Linked DNA regions of Homo sapiens: region 2 is linked to region 1. Evidence: chromatin loops called from intact Hi-C (ENCODE). Cell type or tissue: ascending aorta. All regions are shown on one strand. Links, peaks and the distances in the headings refer to the core of each region. The heading gives the core; the rest is flanking DNA. Region 1 holds the start of LOC107984831 (a long non-coding RNA gene). Region 2 overlaps ACSM1 (acyl-CoA synthetase medium chain family member 1).

Region 1 (9,955 bases), core at 1,311-9,310:
GTTTTTAACTTTTGTACAATGTTTAGACCCAGTTAACACAGAAATACAAACAAATGGTCAGAAGACATATTTAGAGAAAGAGAGAATTCACACAAGAGAAAACAAAATACCTTAAGATTTATCAGTGACCAAGACATGTGAAGTAGCAAAACATCTGACCCCAATGGGGTCAGACTGTGTAGAAACTCAGTTCATTTCTGCCATTGTAGGGGTGGTATCCGTTGCCGTCATTCTTAGAAAAGCGTGTTGTAGGATCAACCACATTTTTTCAAATGGACTGTGCCCAGCCGTTTCTACTCTGTGAAATATGGCAAGGATATTAATACAAGGAGACTAGAGCTTTATAATCAAAGATGCCCAATGAAGGATGAATGAGAATGGGTAAGGACAATGTGAACTCAGAACCCAGCAGGCATTAAGTAAAAGAGGAAGAATCATTATAGCAACAGTTTTGATCATACTGTACTTTGAAAACCATGTGAAATACATCTTCTGTGTATAGATAGTGTAAGGGTGCAGTTGTGAGGATAACAGAAACATGGCAGATTATTTAAAATCATACTGAAATGGTGCTTATTTGATGAAAGTGATTCTAAACCATTGGAAAATAATTCAAGACACCCAAGAGCTTTGGGGGTGAGTAGAAAGCTACTACAGACGCAAGGTAAGGAGCTTCCTCCCCACAGTTGTAGGCTCCTTCGGTGCTGATGTGGATGATGCCATGGCCGTTAGACTCTCTCAACATAGAATTTCTCATGTGTTGGTTTTTTTCAGATTGTCCCTTCTATAAGAAAGGCCCTTGACAACTGGACAGTTTTTCCCCCTTGCTTTTGGGCATAGTCTGCCAGGTCAGCACGTGGATGTATTTTTCTCCCCACAGCTCTGTGCAAAAGCCTTGTAGAGGGAGATGGCAGAGAGGAAGGCTGCCTACAAGCAGCACAGGTAGGTAATTGTGATAGACATTTTTAAGGATGTTTTTGTTTTCAGATGAAGCTTTGAGTGTCTAGTAAAGAACTTGGTGTTTTAATTCTTCTTCAAGTGAATTCTTTCTCTGTCTTCCAGATGGGAAATGATGGAAAAGCAGAGAGTCATGGAGATACACAAGAGTCAGGAGCCAGCCCAGGGACAACTGGGCCTAGAGAGCACTTTCTGGAGAGGTAGGAGCTCACTGTGAAGGTAGTCACTTCTGCTGCACAATCCACACACCCTGCTTCTCCTTTTGGGGTTGAGAGCTCAGGTGGGGTAACAATTATATTTCCTGGAAGCAATTCTAAGCACTTACTACAGAGAACATGTGTCTCTCTTGGTGGCAGGACCCTATTTTTCTCAGATGCCCTAGCTGAATGTCTTTTCGATGGTCCCCTGAGAATGGCAGAGCTCAGGATCATCCACTGACTGTGGACGTTGCCCCACTCTGACATCTTGGTTACTTTTAACTGAGAAGAGGAGCCTAGAAAGCAAAGGGACCAGCTCCCCTTCCACCTTCGGTCAGCATCTAGGCTTTATTTTTCCTTCATTTGAGAAAAGTAATACCAATAACATTTTAGAATGGGAGCTATATGTGCTGATGAGAGCAGACGTTTTCTGGCTATGTCTTCATAGATCAATATTGCACCATGAGGTCTGGTTTAAGAAAAGAAGCATTTATTTACATTTTTTGGAGCTTCATTTTTTTGTTTAATTGTTTATTGTGGACTATATAATATAACTCCATTAGGAAATTAAATTTCCATGTAATCTTACTCTTCTAACATTCTAGGTGTAACCCTAAAACTTTTCAGTTAATTTCTGACACTCTTACCTTTTCTCAGTACTTCTAGTCAGTTTATGTCCATTTCTGTTCTTACATTTTGATAGTACCTGGACAGATATGAAAGTTAAAGTAGCTATAAATGTACAGAACTTTAAATGTCCACACGATTTGAAGAAAAGGAGCAGTGCTGTTTCTTTTCAGGGTTTATTGATATTCTTCCAATCCATGGCTGTTTCTATTTTAAATTTTAGTCTCTGTTTACAGGATGAGTGATCTTTTTTCTGATGTGTACTGGGAACCCCTGATTTAGAGCTCATTTGTAGCTTCTTAGAGCCCTACCTGTCCAGAGGCGGTTGATAGTTAAGAAAACCCATGGACCAGGGCTCTGAGGTGTCTGAGCCAGCCAGCCACTCAGCCTCTAATCCAGCCTCTTGGCCAGCCAGCAGCTCAGCCAGCCCAGCCTCCCAGCCCTCTTCTAGGTCAGACTCTCACCCAGCCATTCGGCCAGCCTCCCAGCTGGCCTTTAAGACAGCTAGCCTGTGGGTCTCTCTGCCAGCCTCCCAGGCAGTCTGTTGGTGAGCCTTCGAGGTAACCTCTAAACCAGGGAGCCAGCCCACCTCTGGGCAAGATTCCAAGCCACCCCCTTGGCAGATCTCTCAGCCAGCCAACCTGCCAGCCAGTCTCTTAGCAAGCTTCTCAACCAGCCAGGCTCTCAGGAAGTCTCTAAGCCAGCCTCTCAACCAGGCAGCCTCTGAGCCAGTCTCTCAGGCAGCCAGCCTCTCAAACAGCCTCCCAGCCAGCCTCTCAGCCAGCCTCTCAACTGCCCTTTCAAGCAGCTAGCCTCTCAGCCAGCCCACCTACTAGCTGGCCTCCAGGCAAGCCTCTAATCCAGCCAGCCTCTCAGTAACCCTCTAAGCCAGACTTGCAGGCAGGCAGCCTCTCAGCCAGCTTCCCAGGCAACCAGCCTCTCAGCCAGGCAGCCACCCAGACTGCATCTTGACCAGCCTTCCAGATAAACCCTTGCTCAGCCTGACAGCCAGCCAGCCTGACAACCATGCTCTAGGCAAGCCTTTAATACAGCCAGCTTCTCAGCAAGCCTCTAAGCCAGCCTCTCAACCAGGCAGCTTTTGAGCCAGGCTTTTAGGCAGCCAGCTTGTCAAACAGCCTCCCAGTCAGTCTCTCATCCAGGCTCTCATGCATTTAACCTCTTGCCCAGCCTCCCAGGTGTCCTCTTGGCCAGCCTATATGCACCACCTTTGCCAGCCTCTCAGTCAGTCAGCCTGATAGCCAACCTCTCAGCAAGCCTCTAAGACAGCCTCTCAGCCAGGCAGCCTCTCAGCCATCCTCTCAAGCAGCCACCCTCTCAAACAGACTCTTAGAAGTCTCTCAGTCAGCCGTCCTCTCAACAGGCCTCTAAACTGGCTTCTCAGCCAGGTAGATTCTCAGCCAGACTTCCGCTCAACCAGTCTCTCAAACAGCCAGACAGCCAGTCTCTCAAACAGCCAGACAGCCAGTCTCTCAAACAGCCAGACAGCCAGCCTCTCAGTCAGCCTGCCTGCCGGCTTCTTGCTCAGCCTCCTCAGCCAGCCTCTCAAACAGCTTCATGGCCAGCCTCTCAGCAAGACAGTTAGCCAGCCATTGTCTCAGCAAACATCTCAGCCAGCCTCTCAGTCAGGCAGATTCTCAGCCTGGCATTTTCTCAGCCTGCTTCTCAGCCAACCAGTCAACCAGCCTCTCAGCTGGTTTCCCCAGCCAGCCTGTTAAACAGCCTCCCAGACAGCCTCTAGGCCAGACTCCCAGCCTGCCTTTTCCCCAGCCTCCCTTGCAGCTATCCTCTGGACCAGGCTATGAGCCACTCTCTCAGCCAGCAGGACAGCCAGCCTCTGAGTCCGTCTCCCAGCTGGCCTCTTGACTGGCTTCCTAAGTGGCCTCTATACCAGCGAGCCAGCCAGCCTCTCAGCAAGCCTCCCAGCTGCACCATTGGCTGGCATCTCTGCCAGCCAACCGGCCAGTCGGCATCTCAGCAAGCCTCAGCCAGCCATCCGCACAGCAAGCCTCAGCCAGCCAGCCTCACAGCAAGCCTCTAAGCCAGCCTCTCAACCAGGCAGCCTCTCAGCCAGACACTAAGTCAGACACTCAGTCAGACAGACCGCCTCTCAGCCGGAAAGCCTGCCATCCAGCCTCACAACAAGCTACTTGGCCAGCCTTTAAGATAGCCAACCAAGCAAACTCTCAGCCAGCCAGCCAGCCTGCCAGCCAGCTTCTAAGCAAGTAAACCTCTCAACCTGCCTCTCAGCTGGCCTTTAAGTGAGCCTCTCCACCAGGCAGCCTATGAGCCAGCCTGTCAAGCAGCCATCCTCTGTAACATACCACCAGGCTCTCGGAAAGCCTCTCAGCCAGCCAACCTCTCAGCAAACCTCTAAGCCAGCCTCTCAGCCAGGCAGAAACACAGCCAGCCATCCTCTCAGACATCCTCTCGGCCAGCCTCCAAGACGCCCCATTGACCAGCGTCTCAGCCAGCTAGCCTGCTTCCCAGCCTCTTGGCAAGTCTCTCAGCAAGCCAGCCTCTCAGCAAGCCACTAAGCCAGCCTCTCAACAACGTGGTCTCTGAGCTAGCCTCTCAGGCAGCCAACCTCTCAACCTCCCAACAAGCCTCTCAGCCAGCCAGCATCTCAGCAAGCCTCTAACCCAGCCTCTCAACCATGCAGATTCTCAGTCAGCCATTCTCACCTCCACCCTCTCAGCTAGCTACACAGCCTGCACTTGGCCAGACTCCCCAGACAGCCTCTAAAACAGCCTCTAAACAGCCTGATATCCAGCCCCCCAGCCTGCCTTTTCTCCAGTCTCCCATGCAGCCATCCTCTGGACCAGCCTATCAGCCAGCCTCCCAACCATCAAGGGAGCCAGCCTCTCAACCAGCCTCCCAGCGAGCCTCTTGACCAGTGAGCTAGATGGCCCTTCGACCATCCTCCAAGTCACCCCCTTGACTTGCCTCAGCCAGCTAGCCTGCTAATCAGGCCCTCAAAAAGCCTCTCAGCTAGCAAGCCCCTCAGCAAGCCACTAAGCCAGTCTCTCAGCAAGGAGGTCTCAGAGTCAGCCTCTCAGACAGCCAGCCTCTCAAACAGCCTCTAAGCCAGCTTTTCATAAATCTTCTAAGCCAGTCTCTCAGCCATGCAGATTCAGAGCCAGCCCCCCATCTGTCCTCTCACCCAGGCTTCCAGGCAGCCTCTTAGCCAACTTTCCAACCAGCCTCTCAGCAAGCCTCCCAGCTGGACTGTCGGCCAACCTCCCAGGCGTCCTTTGGCCAGCATCCCAGCCCGGCATTGGCCGATCTCTCAGCCAGCCAACCAACCAGCCAACCTCTCAGCAAGCCTCTCAGCCAGCCAGCCTCTCAACAAGATTCTAACCCAGCCTGTCAGCCAGGCAGATTCTCAGCCAGCCAACCAGCCACCTCTCTGCTGGCCTCCCCAGCCAGCCTCTCAACCAGCCTCTTAGCCATCCACTCGGCAAGCCACCCAGCAAGTCTCTTGGCCAGACTGCCAGCCTGCCAGCCTATCAGCCAGAAGGCCTGTCATGCAGCCTCACAACCAGCCCCTCTACCAGGCCCCCAGCAAACCACACAGCCAACCTTTAATACAGCTAGTCAGCCAGACTCTCAGCGAGCAAGCCTCTCAGGCAGCCACCCTTCATCCAGCCTCTCTGCTACCCTCCCAGCTGGCCTCTCATTGGCCAGCCTCCCAGGTGGCCCCTTGGCCAGTTCCCCAGCCAGCCACCCTCCCATCCAGACTTTCTCCCAGGTACTAAGCCAGCCATACTCTCAGCAAGCCTCTCAGCCTGGCAACCTCACAGCCAGGCTCTCAGCAAGCCATTCACTCAACTTGCCACTCTGCCTGCCTCCCAGCCAGCCATTTGGCCATGCAGCCAGTCTTTCATTTAGCCCTCCAGTCAACCTCTCAGCCAGCCAGACTGCCAGCCAGACTGCCAGCCTCTTGGCCAGACTCACAGCTGCCCTTTTTGCCAGCCTCTCAGCCAGCCAACCTGCCAGCTGGCCTCTCAGCAAGCAAGCTTCTCAGGCAGCCTCTCAGCCGACCTTTTAGGCAGCCAGCTCTCAGCCAGGCTGTCTGCCATCCTGCCTCTCAGCAAGCCTCTCAGCCAGCCAGCCTCTCAGTAAGACTCTAACTCAGCCAGTCAGTCAGATGGCCTTTGAAACAGTCATTTTCTCACCCAGCGTCTCAAACAACCTCCTAGCCAGCCTCTCAGCCATCCAGCCTCTCAGTAAGCCTCTAATTAGCTCAGCCAGTCAGTCAGACAGCCTTTGAAACAGTCATCTTCTCACCCAGCCTCTCAAACAGCCTCCCAGCCAGCCTCTCGGCCAGCCTCTCAGTCAATCTCTAAGCCAGCCTCTCCACCAGGCATCCTCTGAACAAGCCTCTCAGGCAGCCAGCCTCTCTCAGCCAGGCAGATTCTCAGCCAGCCATTCTCTCAGCCAGTCGCTAGCCCATTCAGCCAGCCAGCCTGTCACACAGCCTCCCATACAGCCCTCTAGGCCATCGTCCCAGTCTGCCTCTTTGGAAGCCTCTGATGCAGCCATCCTCTGGACCAGCCTATCAGCCAGCTTCTCAGTCAGCAAGACTGCTAGCCTCTCAAGGAGCCTCCCGGCTAGCCTCTCAGCCAGCCTTCCAGCTGGCTTCTTGACTAGCCTCCCAGTTGGCCTCTCAACCAGAGAGACACCTGGTCTCTCAGCAAGCCTCCCAGCCACACCCTTGGGTGGCCCCTCAGCCAGCCAACCTGCCAGCCAGCGTCTGAGCAAGCCTCTCAGCCAGCCTCTCAACCAGGCAGCTTCTGAGCCAGCCTCTCAGGCAGCAAGCTTCTCAAACAGCCTCCCAGTCAGCCTCTCGGCCAGCCTCTCAGGTGTCCTCTTGGCCATCCAGGCAGCTGGCTTCTTGGCCAGCTTCCAAGACCCCCTTGACTGGCCTCTCAGCCAGCCAGCCTTCCCGCCAACCTATCAATAAGCCTCTCAGCCAGTCACCCTCTCAGCAAGCCTCTAAGCTAGCCTCTCGGTCAGTGAGATTATCAGCCTGCCATCTTCTCAGCCAGCTTTTCTCCAAGCCTCCCCAGCCAGTCTCTCAAACAGCCTCCCAACCAGCTTCCTGGCCTGCCTTTTGGTCAGCCTCCCATGCCGCCATCCTCTGGACCAGCCTCTCAGCCAGCCTCTGTACCAGATTGCCAGCCGGCCTCTTGGCAAGCCTTTCAGCCACCCCCTTGTCCAGCCTCTCAGCCAGCCAACTTACCAGTCAGCATCTCAGCAAGCCTCTAATCCAGCCATCCTCTCAGCCTGCCTCTAAGCCAGCCTTTCAACCAGTCAACCTCTGAGGCAGCCAGCCTCTCATACAGCCTCTCAGGCAGCCTCTTGTCTGGCTCTTAATCCAGACAGCCTCTCAGCCAGTCTCTCTGAGAGGTCTGAGTGCCGGCCTCTCAGACTTCCTCTGGACCAGCCTCCTAGCTGCCCCCTTGGCCAGCCTCTCATCCAGCCAGCCTGCCAGCTCTTATTGAAGGGCTGCAGGGTGTCTTGTCTGCACATGGCTTCCATTACCATTGAAGGAACATTTACTAGGAGAATAGCAATTGTTTAGAAGATCAGTTTTACTAGCCTTTAAAATAAGCGCAATAGCACATTAAAAAATCCAAGAAATCAACACTTAAAAAATTTGTGTTTCTGGACTCAGAATTAACATAATAACAAACAATCAGATTTAAGGGGAAAGAACTATTATCACAAATTAATAACTCATCCAATGCCTATTAGTTAAGCAACTACTATATGCTCAAAATTGTTTTACATGATCTTTGCCCTCATGGATAAAGAGAACAAAGGTAAAAAAAAAAAAATACTTTTGACCAAAAGCTCTGTTGGCATCCTACTAAACAAATGCAAACCTATTTAATTTTCATAATGTAAATGGCAGCTATTTTTATAATTCTTCTGCTAATAAATTATTTTTTTCTGATTTTTTTGGTAAAACCCAATATTCATAATGAAGTCCAGAACCATGAATTGTTTAAAATGATTTCTTCTTATTTATGATTACAAGTATACCTCTACAGGAAGTCAGTATACTCATACCAAAGCTAGTATTCCAGAAGAAAATGGCAAATTTAATAATTCCCAGGAACACAACAACAATGTTAAGCATCCAAGGAATTCAAAAAAAGTCAGGCCCAGGATGAAGATGGCCAGGCAGAAAATTGATGACCTGGAATAATAGCAGTTGAAATAATGAGAAGGGTCAATGACATTTACAATATTTCAGTCACAAAGAATTATCCTTAGAAACCCTCAACCTCCTCCAAGAAGTAAGTGCACCCTCAGATATCACCAGGGGATTCCACCGTTTCAAGAAAGATTGGAAATTACCAGTCCCATGTTTCTCGCATGGCTGGTAGTCTTCTTAGGCTTTGTGAATGTGGTGTGTCTTTTTTCTTGGTCTAAAGCAGGGATGTCCAATCTTTTGGCTTCCTTGGGCTATATTAGAAGATGGAGAATTTTCTTCAACTTGGGCCACACATAAAATACACTAACACTATCAATAGCTGATGAGCTATAAGAAACACACAAAAAACTCATAATGTTTTAAGAAAGTTTACACATTCATTTTGGGTTGCATTCAAAGCTGTCCTGGGCTGCATGTGGCCTGTCAGCTGTGGGTTAGACAAGCTAGGTATAAGGTAATTACCTTTTCTTTAAAGTTATTTACTTTTATTTACTTATTTACTTATATTTACTTATGTTTTAAATTGAATATGACATTGTATCTATTTGTCATGTACCATATGATGAAAGAATCCCTCTGAATCATACTTCTTTCTTAGAGTACATGAATTTTTGCTATTTAAAGATCAGCATAAGTAAAAAAAATACAATAAAGAGATGATTTCATTCAGAAATAAGTATCAAATTTTAGTGCTTAAACATAACCAATGTAGAGGTCATAAAAATGGCATGAATAGTATGGGGTTTCTCTAAGATTCTTGATATTAATTCCATTAGACTCTTACGTGAATTAAGACAAAGATTTCACCTGAGTAACTTCCAACACCTTCTGATAACATTCCTACATTGATTCCTTGGATTTAACTGTATATTCTTGAAAACATCTTAATTTTAAATGTTTCAAGATGGCGAATTAAACAGAGATAGCCATTCAACAGGTTAAACTCAGAATATGCTGAGTCCAAAATGGAAAGGATTGAATTAGAGATCTGTGCAACAATGGGAATGATTTCAGAAACATTGTGTTGAGCAGAATAAGGCAGACACAAAAGAGTACCTATGGCATGGCATGCATCTATATATGTGAAATTCCAGACTAAGCAAAATTAACCTACTATGAGAAAGGGATTGGCTAGGAAGAGGGAGAGTTCACTTTCTGTGGTGACATAATAGTGTAGATCTTGAAAAGGAGGTGGGTTATGCTGGTGTAGGTACTTTTCAAAGTTAGTAAACTCACACTTAAGATTTGCATATTTTCTTCTATGTCACTCTTCTTTAGAAGAAAATTTTATAAAGAAATATTGAATTCTAGTTAATGTTAGTCTTGCCAAACTATTCAGCAGGAAGTATGTTGATGCCTCCAATTCAGTTGGAAATACATGTAAAATAAGATGGGCTGAGGGATGGGTAGAGGAATGGAAAGATGGGTAGATATGTGTTGTCATGTTCATTAAAATGTTAACAAATCAATGTTGTATGTATGAGCATTTTTATAACAAAATGTTGATGGTAATTGCCAAAAGTCACTTGTCTCATGTCAGTGAGTTTTCCTTTGAACAGGAGTTCGAAAATAATTATTATTCATGTTCTATATGTTGGAACAATTTGAGACACTCTATCAATTGGATCTTTTCCCTGTCAATTGGCCATGTAGTTGCAAAAATGCAAGGATACACAGGGAAATCTTGCAGAGGTGCTGCTTTCTGGGTTTTGTTGTTTTCAGGACAAAGACCAAATGGGAAGAACAAGTCGCATATCTCTTTCCAAGGGAGAGGATTGGCAAACTATTGGCAATGGTACTAGAACATTGTAAATTGCACAGGTGGCTCACATTCTATTTCTTTTGGACGGTGCTGCCCCAGAGCTGTCTTCAGCTTTGCAAGGTCAGTTCAGGATTGGCCAAAGGCTTTTTGAGGGATTGCCTTTGAAGT
Region 2 (9,955 bases), core at 993-8,992, 65 kb before region 1:
TTGAGTTTTTGCTTATGCATTCTTTAATTTCTTTTAATTCCTGTTCCATTTCCCCCCTTTGTTGCTTTTTATAACAAAGGTGTTAATAGAAAGCACCACTATTTGCCACCTCTTCACAGAGCTGAGCTTCTTCTACTGGCAGTGGCTGATATTTGGTTAATGCCATCAACTGTGCGGTAGTGTGTTGAGTTATTACTGCCTCTATAGTTGACTGAATCCTCCTAATAAACAGGGGTAAAAGGTAAGGGAGGATGAGGCAGATGCCAAGAATAAACAAAAACCCACCAGTGAGGGTTTTGAATCCTCCAAAGGTTGAGAACCATCCTCCAAACAAAGAATCCAGGGACCATTAGGACCAAGTCTGAATTGGAACATGGGCCAACTTGTGCATTCTAGCTCTGATTTCCATGACAACCCGGCCATTATTAGCAATTTCTAGGCAACAGTTGGTTAAATTAAATTTTCCACATACTCTTCCTTCAGAGGCTAAGTGATAATCTAATGCCAATCTATTTCAATATATAGCATTTCTCATTTGTGTTGCTTGTATTGCCAATAAATCTAGTGCCCTTGATGTTTCATTGGTTATAATTTCAAAGACTGCCTGCAACCTTATGATGCAGTTGAGCATATAGATTGGGGTGTGGTAACCCCATGACCCATCTTGCACCCAGGTAGCTGGCCAATAATATTTAATTATTCTTTCAGGAGGCCATTCATTATCTTTCCAGTCTCCTATGTCCACATCCTTTTTGACATTTGTGTCTATTTTTGTGATTATGCTCTTCTAGTTCTTCTTTTATTTTCATCATCAACTGGATACCATAAGAGTTCCCCTTGCTTTAGAGGAATTAGAAAGAAGAATGGCTTGATTGTTACTACACACATGCTCCTGTCCATTTAGCTGGCAGTTGCCAATATGCCCATGCTCCACAGATCCAATATAGGCCAGAGGGTGCTTTCGAAGCATTTGGAACCTCTAGTTGATGCCAAGTGTGGCTTAGGGTAGAGAATGGAGATAAAGGATTTGGATCTGGTAAGTAGGAGTAATTCTGGGTGCTTCTCCATAGAGTTTTGTTTTTAGTCTCATCATAATACTGTTGCCCTAGGCAGGTTATTTCTCCTACTGCCTCTGTGAAAGCCTTTCCCCAACGGGCGATACGGTACTTTCCAATTATGGAGGTTTTTAACAACCAAACACTGGCTGAGGCTGTTGGTTCACTGGCAGGGTTAAGCGAAGTGAAGTTATCTTGTGGCATTAATTCCTTTGCCTCCCATGGCCACTGGTTCCCCATATTAGTTCCTCCACGTACATAGCATGAGGAAATTCCTAAGCTGCCAGCTATGTTTTCAGCTAGTTGAGCAAATAAGTTTTTGGTTGGTGGGGGAAGCTCAGGCACTGGCTTATCCAAATGCTTATAGAATGATTATGGACCCAGAATTGCGGGGTTGGATGCATTTGAGTCCTTTTAGTCTTTTTGACAATTAGTAGTGGAACTCCAAGGCCTGCTCCTAGTCTATCAAGTCGTTATAGTGCTGTCTGTCCTGTAGACCAGAAAGGTATCTCTGGCTTTAAGATAGTAAAATGTAAAGGATTGCATGTTCTTGTCTTACAGTTTGGTTTGGTTAACATACTACTTAGCAGAGCACTCCTTCCTGAATATAAATATTGGAGTTGTGTTAGTGTGGACCACTGAATGTTACAGTCTGGGCATCCGATTTGTGGTTCTTTGTACAGATGCTTAGGGCTGCTCCTGCTAAGCCTCTCTTGTGTTACACCATTGCAGACTGCTTCTGTTTTTTTTTAGGATTGTGAACATATGCAGCATAGCAGGCATCAAAGTACAAGGAAATAGGCCCTTTACAGGAGGGAGGGGCTTCTTTTGTTCGAGCTATAACTCTCCTTCTTTTTCTCCCTCTGATTTAATATGTATTTCAAACCAGAATTCATAGGGTAAGAGCTTAGGGTCATAACATACATATAGCTGATTATTTCCTGGGTCACAGACCGAATAGGTGGTCTGGTTGTATGTGCAGGTTCCTAACTTGGTTCCTGTACTGTAGGTATGGTACAGTAGAGTTTTAACTATGGTATTCCTTACCCAGGTAGTATGTACACAGTGTGGGCATCCTTCTAGAGATTTCTCCCCTTCTAGTATAGGCAGAAATGGTAACAACATTAGTGTATGTAATAGAAACATGCTTACACTACACATAGGAATGGCAAACCTTCCTCTGGGCATGGACATTTGCAGCATTTGCAGTAATAATGTAACAACAGAACAATTATAACTAGGCTTATAAATTTTATCTACATTTACTTATCTAGAGATGGTCCTCTTAGCTTCGGCTGTGTGTAGACTAGTCAGCTTCCAGGATGTGACTAGAGCAGAGCTTGCAAGATCTTCAAGCTTCAGCCATGTGTAGACTGACCAGCCTCCAGTGTGGTCAGAGCAGGGCAGTTGTCCTTCTTACTGGTGGTTGGGATTCGCCGTAGGTCTATTCGGGTGGGGCAATCAGGGTCTTGTTGGTTAATCCACTGGTCATAGTCGGGAGTCACTGCTGCTGCTAGTTTCAGCCAGCTATGGTGAATCCAAGGTGTGACACCTGCAACTTTAACAGCAGTAGAAGTAGACATGATTACAATATGAGGCCTATCCTGTATGGGTCCTAGAGTGGTTGGATTCCATTTTTTAACTTAAAGAAAATCCTTAGGTTTGAAAGGGTGTACTGGGTCTGTTAGACTTATAGGCATTTTTCTATACCTAGCCATGCATTTTTGCATGGCCATACTTAAAGTCTGCATTTGCCTTCTTAAAGTTACTTCTTCTAGTCTACAGATGATGGGGGGTGGCCGGCTGAACAAAATCTCAGAGGGGGAATACCCAGTTTGCTTGGTGGAGGTGCACCTGACTTGGAGGAGGACCATGGGCAAGACCTGATCCTACCTTTGATGAGTTTCTTGACACAATTTCTTCAGCAGTTGTTTTAGTGTCTGGTTCATGCTCTTCGCTTTACCTGAGCTCTGCAGTCTGTAGGCTATATGTTATTTCCATTTTATTTTTAATAGTCAAGTTAAGTCCTGAACTATTTCAGCCACAAATGTTGGTCCATTGTGAGATCTTAGAGTTAGAGGCAGTCCAAATCTGGGAATAATGTCTTTTAACAACACTTTGGTCACCTCTAGTTCCTTCTCTGTCCCGGTGAGGAAGGCCTTGACTTATCCTGAAAAGGTGAACACCAACATGTACTGATAGCCCCCATCACAGGGTAATTCGGTGAAGTTCATAAGCAGTTTTTCACATGGCATGGCTTCTGTTTCCTGAACTCCTGGGGGTGGAGTAAGCCCTTGTCATGGATTGTTCTGAACACAAGTTAAATATTGTTCATTTACAAATGGCTTGAGTAATAGCAGTGAGCCATGGCACATAGAAATGATGCCTTAATAATGTCTTTAGTGCTGTTTTTTTGTGTGTTTTTTTTTCAGGTCAGTTCCTTGGTGGAACTGTTTTACAAATCTGGGGGCCACCGTTTCAGGGATGGCTAGCCTCCCACTGGAAAATTTTTACTATCCTTCTTCAATGTAGTTGATATTTTTCTGGGCAAAACAAGCCCTTTCATTTGGAGTGTAGCTTGGGATCTACAGAAGGGGAATCTCTGGGAGGAGAGGCATAGCTAAGGCTTCTTCTTTAGAAGGTGGGGTTGTCCTGCTTTGCCTCTTTGTCTCATTTATTTATTTATTTATTTATTTATTTATTTTAGCCTTTAGTATTCTTCCTTTATGGTGCCCCTTGCAGTGCATCTCTGCCACATCTTTTAAGGCCTATACAGCATTTAAGAGCTGTAGAATTTCTTCCTTGTACTTTATTTCTTTACTTTCAGCAGTTAAAAGCCTTTTTTTTCTTTGTAAATAGCCTCATGAACATGGAAAGTGTCAGAAGCATATTTGGAATCTGTGTAAATATTTGTCTTTTGGTCTTTTGCTAGCCAGAGAGCTCTTGTCAGAGCTATTAGCTCTGCTTTCTAAGCAGAAGTTTCTGTAGGCAAAGACTGCACCTCTACTACTGAGTCCAAAGTCACCACTGCATACCCAGCTCAGCAGATTCCCTTTCGTATGAAACTGCTTCCATCAGTAAAATATTCTATGTCTGGCTCCCCAAGGGGCCTATCTGTCAAATCTCTCTGGCTTGAGAACACTTCATCTATCACATTTACACAGCAATGAAGGGGGTCTCCTGGTACTGACTTGATGAGGAGCAAGGTAGCCGGGTTTAGGGTATTCACAGTCTCTAAAGTTAGTTTGTTAGCTTATTGAGCCAGTAGGGCAGTGGCAGCTATTGCTTTAAAACAAGGAGGCCAGTGAAGTGCCACAGAATCTAATTGCCTGGATAAGTATGTCACTGGGTGATGCCATGACCTTATGGCTTGAGTTAGAACCTTCATGGCCTCCCTTTCACTTATGGGCATACAAGAAGATAAGCTTAGTTAGTTAGATCTGGCAGTCCTAAAGCTGGGGCCTGAGTCAAGGCTTTTTTTTTTTTTTTAATTTCTTTAAAAGTCTTCTCCTGGTTAGCCTCCTAGAGGAGGGGCTCTTTCTTTCCTTCTCTTTGTGGCTTAGCCATAAGCTAGAAATTTGGGATCTAAATGCAGCAGAACCTTGCTGCCCTTAGGAACTCTCTTATTTGACACCAGGTGGTTGGAGTAGGAAGTGCACAAACAGATTGCTTTTGTTTACTACTAAGCCATCTTTCCTCTTGGCTTATATAAAGGCTTAAATACTGGAGACTTTTAGAGCAGATTTGAGCTTTTTTCTGACACTTTATGTCCTGCCTTTCACAGCAGGTGCAGGGAGTCTTGGGTTTCTCCTGGGTGCAGTAGCCCTTGGCTGGAGGGTTTTTTTTTATACCATGGCCTTGACCATTCTCCTTATTTTATTTATTTATTTTTTGGGGCATTTATTCTTCTAGTGTCATTTCCTTTTGCACCGTGCACATTAATCTCTCTCTAGCCTTGGCCAGCTTTCAAACTCCTGTCCAAACCAGCCTTTTCCATGACTGTGTTCACGCCCACGACCATGCCTCCTTGCAAAGCCAGCTTCTCTTCCCATAAGGGCTGCTGCTAGTAAATTAGCCTTTGTTAAGCCTCTGATCAGCTTTCTTCTCTGCCTCCTGAACTCAGTTAATGTACACCTTGTAACCACTTTAATAAGCTGAGTTGCATTCACACCTACGGAGCTTCTAACTTCTGCAATTTGTGCCTGATATCTCCTTGGGCCTGCCTTACAAATGCTGTGTCCACCATGCACTGATTTTCAGCAGCCTTAGGGTTAAACAGAGTGTACAACCAAAATGCCTCAAAAAGTCTTTCTTAAAACTGGCTGGTGCTTTTATCTGCACCCTGGAGCACCTCTGAGATTTTTTATATTGGTTGCCTTTTTCTTTTACCAGCCTTTAGCCTTTGCAGAAGGGCTTCTTGGCACTTTTGTAGGTGCTGAAGCTGGACTGCATCATCTGGGTCCTAGTGGGTGTCCTCTTGTCCTCTTAAGAGGCATAAGCATAACTTGGGCGTGACCAGACCTGAGACACCCTCCCTGACTTTTCCAGCCTTTCACTTTAACTTCCTGGAGCTCTAATTTCTCCTTCTCAGGTGAGACTGGGAGCCTGTATCTCTTTGAACTTAATTCCTTAGGGGCAGTTAGCCTTGGTAAAGGGAGGTAGATTGGAATGTAGGGAGGAGGGGTCTCTATTCCCTCCTGTGGTTCTTGCAAAACTGGTTTTCTCTTTCCTGAGACTTTTCTTTTGTCTCCGTAGTTGCCAGGGCAGCTGATTTTTACTTTTACTTTTGGCTTTCACTTTTCACTTTTGGTGCTACAAGCCTCTGTGACTTTACCTTTAACTCCGTAGCCGCCAGCGCAGCTGGTTTCTCTGGGTGTGAGCTGTGAACGTTCTACAATAAACTGCTAGGCAGGGCTGCATTCATTTAGCCATGAATCAATATAAAGACTAGGTCTGAATGCCCTGGCTGTCTTCCAGGGCTAGTCACTACCTTAAAACACACAGCCAATTTACCTATAGTGCCATTGGTCAGCCATCCATCACTAAAAGAGGGCTATTCTAATTCACAGTATGTCCTTAACTTTTGAACATCCAGTTTCATCCCATAATCAGCTCTAAATCCTTTTTAAAAATTCTTTATCATGCACTCCAAAAGGAGTTGGTTTCCATGCTTTTCCTCCCATTTCCTCCCTTGAGGTGCACTTTCACTCTAAGGTCCACCAGACTGGGTCCTATTACAGGAGTTTCAGACGCTGCTTAGCCAGGAACGTGCCTTTCCCTGCCACAGACTGCTGCAGCTGTGAAGCTCAACCTATCAGCCATATGCAACATCCTAGGACTGATTTCCCCCACACTCGCCTGGGAGCACACAGCCTGCGCTAAGGGATCTGTGCCTCCCCACATTACTCCCCGCATTGGCCTCTCCTGAGACCGTCTCTTTCACACACTTTCACACACCTCCCTTGCCTCAGGACTCCTCATCGGACAAAACAACCCTCTCTCGTGTCCCGGGTGAGCCTAGTTAGATTCCCACATTCACACACATACACACACCACTTCTACCCCAGGACTCTTCATCAGAGGAAACGAACCTCTCTGGTGTCCTGGGTAGGTCCGCACACACCCACACACTCCCAGTTGGGGTGGCAAGCCACTCTTACCATTCTGCCAGCAAACTCTTCCTTGCTGCACTTGCCGCTGTATCGGCCCATTTTCTCCACCAGTGAACCACTTTCACTTTGTTAGGGGGACACGAGGTTCATCCAAATTGGCGGGCCACTCCTGCCACCCCCAGCCACTCTGGGTTGGATGAGTGGTTGGTCCCTGGGAGGTGATCAAGCTCACCTTCATCCCTATGGGATGGGCTTTCCTACCTTGGGCCCTTTCTCCTTACCGCGGTTCCTGAAGTGCTGGTGTCATCCTGCAGCCCCATCTCAGGTTCAGTTGCACTGCTGGGCAGGATGCGGGGAGAGCCAGTCTCCATCCGGGTGAAACTCCCCCATGGCATGCCTTGGATGCCAGGTCTTCCACAGCCCCAGGGCCCTAGTCCCATGGGCAAAGGAGACAGTAAATCTGTTATCTCCAATCCCCATATGGGCCACCAGAAATGTTTGGGGATGATTTAGGAATCAGAGAGACCGATGGGGTTGAGGAGGATATATGTATTATTTAGGTGCACCAGCCAACCCAGTCAGATTAATATCCAAAGGACTGAGCCCAGAACAAAGAGTCAGGTTACCTTTTAAGCATTTTGGGGGTGGAGAGGGGGGAGGGAGAGATCTGTTCAGGGGGAAGCATATTACAGAAGTGAGAAACAAAGACAGTTATTCAATTGAGACATGCATTACATCATTTCTTACTTTTCAAGGAAAAACATGTTTTGCAACTTGGGTTTATCTGTCTAGTGACCTTGCAGCTGCACAGCTAGAGAAACAGGGTCTTCACAATGCCTGGGAAAGGGAGAGATAAGGCTCACTAGCCACAGACAGAGAAACAGGCAGTTAATTTTTAAAGGACTCCACCTCTTTCTCTTCCTCTGGGGCAACTGGGTTTTCTTACATACAACTGAGTTTTTGCTTACACATTCTTTAATTTCTTTTAATTCCTGTTCCACAGGTAGAAGAATGCCATTCACTCCCAAGTGGTGAGAGACAAGCAGCCAGTGGTAGGAAGGTCATCAAGTCAGTTGTCAGAAACCTCACTTATGTCACTGTTTTGCTATGTGACCCTGACCTAGTTCCTTGCCCTCTCTTGATCTCAGTTGCTTTATCTGTAAAATTTCACATTTTTCAGCAAGTCAACCTTCCATGTTCCTCTCATTAAAATATACTCACCCCTGGGACTGTGCAAAGGAGATTTGTAAAGTCAGGGGGTTATTGTGTTACATATTCCTTGTAGGTGGGAAACCTAAAGTCTTATTTTTCTATTAAAAATATATGAAGTAGTTGAATGAAAGGTTAAAATGAATTTTTAAGGTAAAACTTAAGACCCCAAGAAAAATGGAATTGCCAACTATGGCTTATAGGTAGCTTTGGGAGCAAACTCTTTCCATCTCCCAGGGACTGGGTGCCTTCAGAGACACCTGGGGGCAAAGTGAAGGAAGGCTGGAGATAAGAAAGGCCCCTTCTGCCTCCAAAACTCTGATTCTGTAAGCCTTCAGTCATGTCTCACATTATACACACAAACCATGCTGGGTTTGTTTTCTTGGAGTAATACTTGAGTTTTTAAAGCTCTTTATTTCAACCCCAAAAGGCAAACATTACAGCAAAGTCACATCTTATGCTGTAGTCTAATGTCAGAGAATTTAATTAAAACAGAGTACTCTTGAAAAATCCCTCGAATTTCCCAAAGTCAGTATGATACCATTTCACAGCAAGACCAGCAGACCTAGTGTTTCCTCTCGTGTTGGGATTATTTGCAGTTGCTTTGAACACCATAGAAGCCTTGCATTTACAATTGTAGTAGGCCCAAGGCCCTCTCAGTCCAGGGGAAGCTCCTGAGAAACAAGAGAGACTGAGGGAACCACAGATCTTATCTGCCATCTCAAGCTCATGCTAGGGCAGAGGTACATTGATCGCAGTAATTTTATATATAATATATATATAATATGCAAATTTATATATAAGTATAATTTATATATAAGTATATATATCATATAATTATATGTATATATGACATGTAAGTGTATATAATATATGACATATAAGTATATATTTTATATATTTATGTATAATTTTATATATAAATTTTATATATGAGATATAATATATAAATGTTTTTATATATTTATATGTAATATGTTTTATATATATTTATATTTATTATATATTATATATATTTATATTTATATATTATATATTACATATATTATATATTTATATTTTTATATATTATATAATATATATTATATATTATACATATTTTGTACATAATTTATATATAAGCATAATTTATATATAAGCATAAATATTATATATAACTTACATATACTTACATATACATGTATATGTATATATATACTTATATATAAATTATATACAATATATACTATATGATATATATTATATATACTTATATATAAATTATATATCCTATAATTATATTTATATATGACATGTAAGTATATATTATATATGACATAAAAGTATATATTTTATATATTTATATATAATTTTATATATAAATTTAATATATGATATATAATATATAAATATGTTTTTTATATATATATATATATATATATATTTTTTTTTTTTTTTTTTTTTTTTGAGATGGAGTTTTGCTCTGTCACCCAGGCTGGAGTGTAGTGGTTTGATCTCGGCTCACTGCAAGCTCAGCCTCCCAGGTTCACAACTAATCTCCTGGCTCAGCCTCCCGAGTAGCTGGGAGTATAAGCGCCCACCAGCATGCCCAACTAAATATATTTTTTTTACTCTCCCCCTTTCTCTCTTTCTCTTCCCCACCCCTCATCACCAAGGTCACAGAGTTTAATTTTAAAAAACAAGCTTAGCAGTCTGGTTAAGGGCACAGACTAGGATGCCGACTGAGTTTGAATCCTGGCTCTGCCATTTGCTAGCTGTATATTACCAAGCAAATTACCTAACCTCTCTGAGTCTCAGTTTCCTTACCTGCAAAATGGGCATGATTAGAGTAGTACTCATCTCCTAGGGTTGCTCTGAGTACTGAATGGTTCATATTTGTAACTCATTGAGAGCATTGCCTGGAACATAGCAAGTGCTATTCAAATGTTCATTAGATTACTTAATGAATTCATTAAATTACTTAAGATTCATTACTTAAATTACTTAAGATTAAATGACTTAAGATTCATTGTATTTTACTAATTTTTCAAATAAAAAAATGCTGGTCCACATGTCCGAATCACCCATCAAGTCAGTGTG

Evidence for each region. Peaks named below come from ENCODE experiments on the same cell type or tissue, not always from the same donor. Only the 100,000 strongest peaks of a DNase experiment are listed, where the experiment ranks them.
Region 2: it touches region 1 in a loop (3-fold over the local background); 5 of 110 quality-filtered maps call a loop at or near these places.

The regions. Positions count from the first base shown.
Region 1 is chr16:20,607,400-20,617,354 of GRCh38, reverse strand. It overlaps LOC107984831 (a long non-coding RNA gene), which reads right to left and starts at 7,177. Exons shown (of 3, transcript XR_001752102.1): 1 at 7,045-7,177; 2 at 1,802-1,860; 3 at 1-298. RefSeq lists an enhancer at 3,085-3,584. In ascending aorta, for the core only: no CTCF peak of the experiment used is centred there; DNase peaks (open chromatin) are centred at 4,134, 5,074, 5,774, 6,614 and 2 weaker places; H3K4me3 peaks cover 5,491 bases; H3K27ac peaks cover 5,829 bases.
Region 2 is chr16:20,671,816-20,681,770 of GRCh38, reverse strand. The region is part of intron 4 of ACSM1 (acyl-CoA synthetase medium chain family member 1); the gene reads left to right. It also overlaps a transcript of ACSM3 not described here. Among named protein-coding and RNA genes, the nearest start is that of ACSM1, 21 kb to the left of the region's middle. In ascending aorta, for the core only: no CTCF peak of the experiment used is centred there; DNase peaks (open chromatin) are centred at 5,552 and 5,924; H3K4me3 peaks cover 2,184 bases; H3K27ac peaks cover 2,416 bases.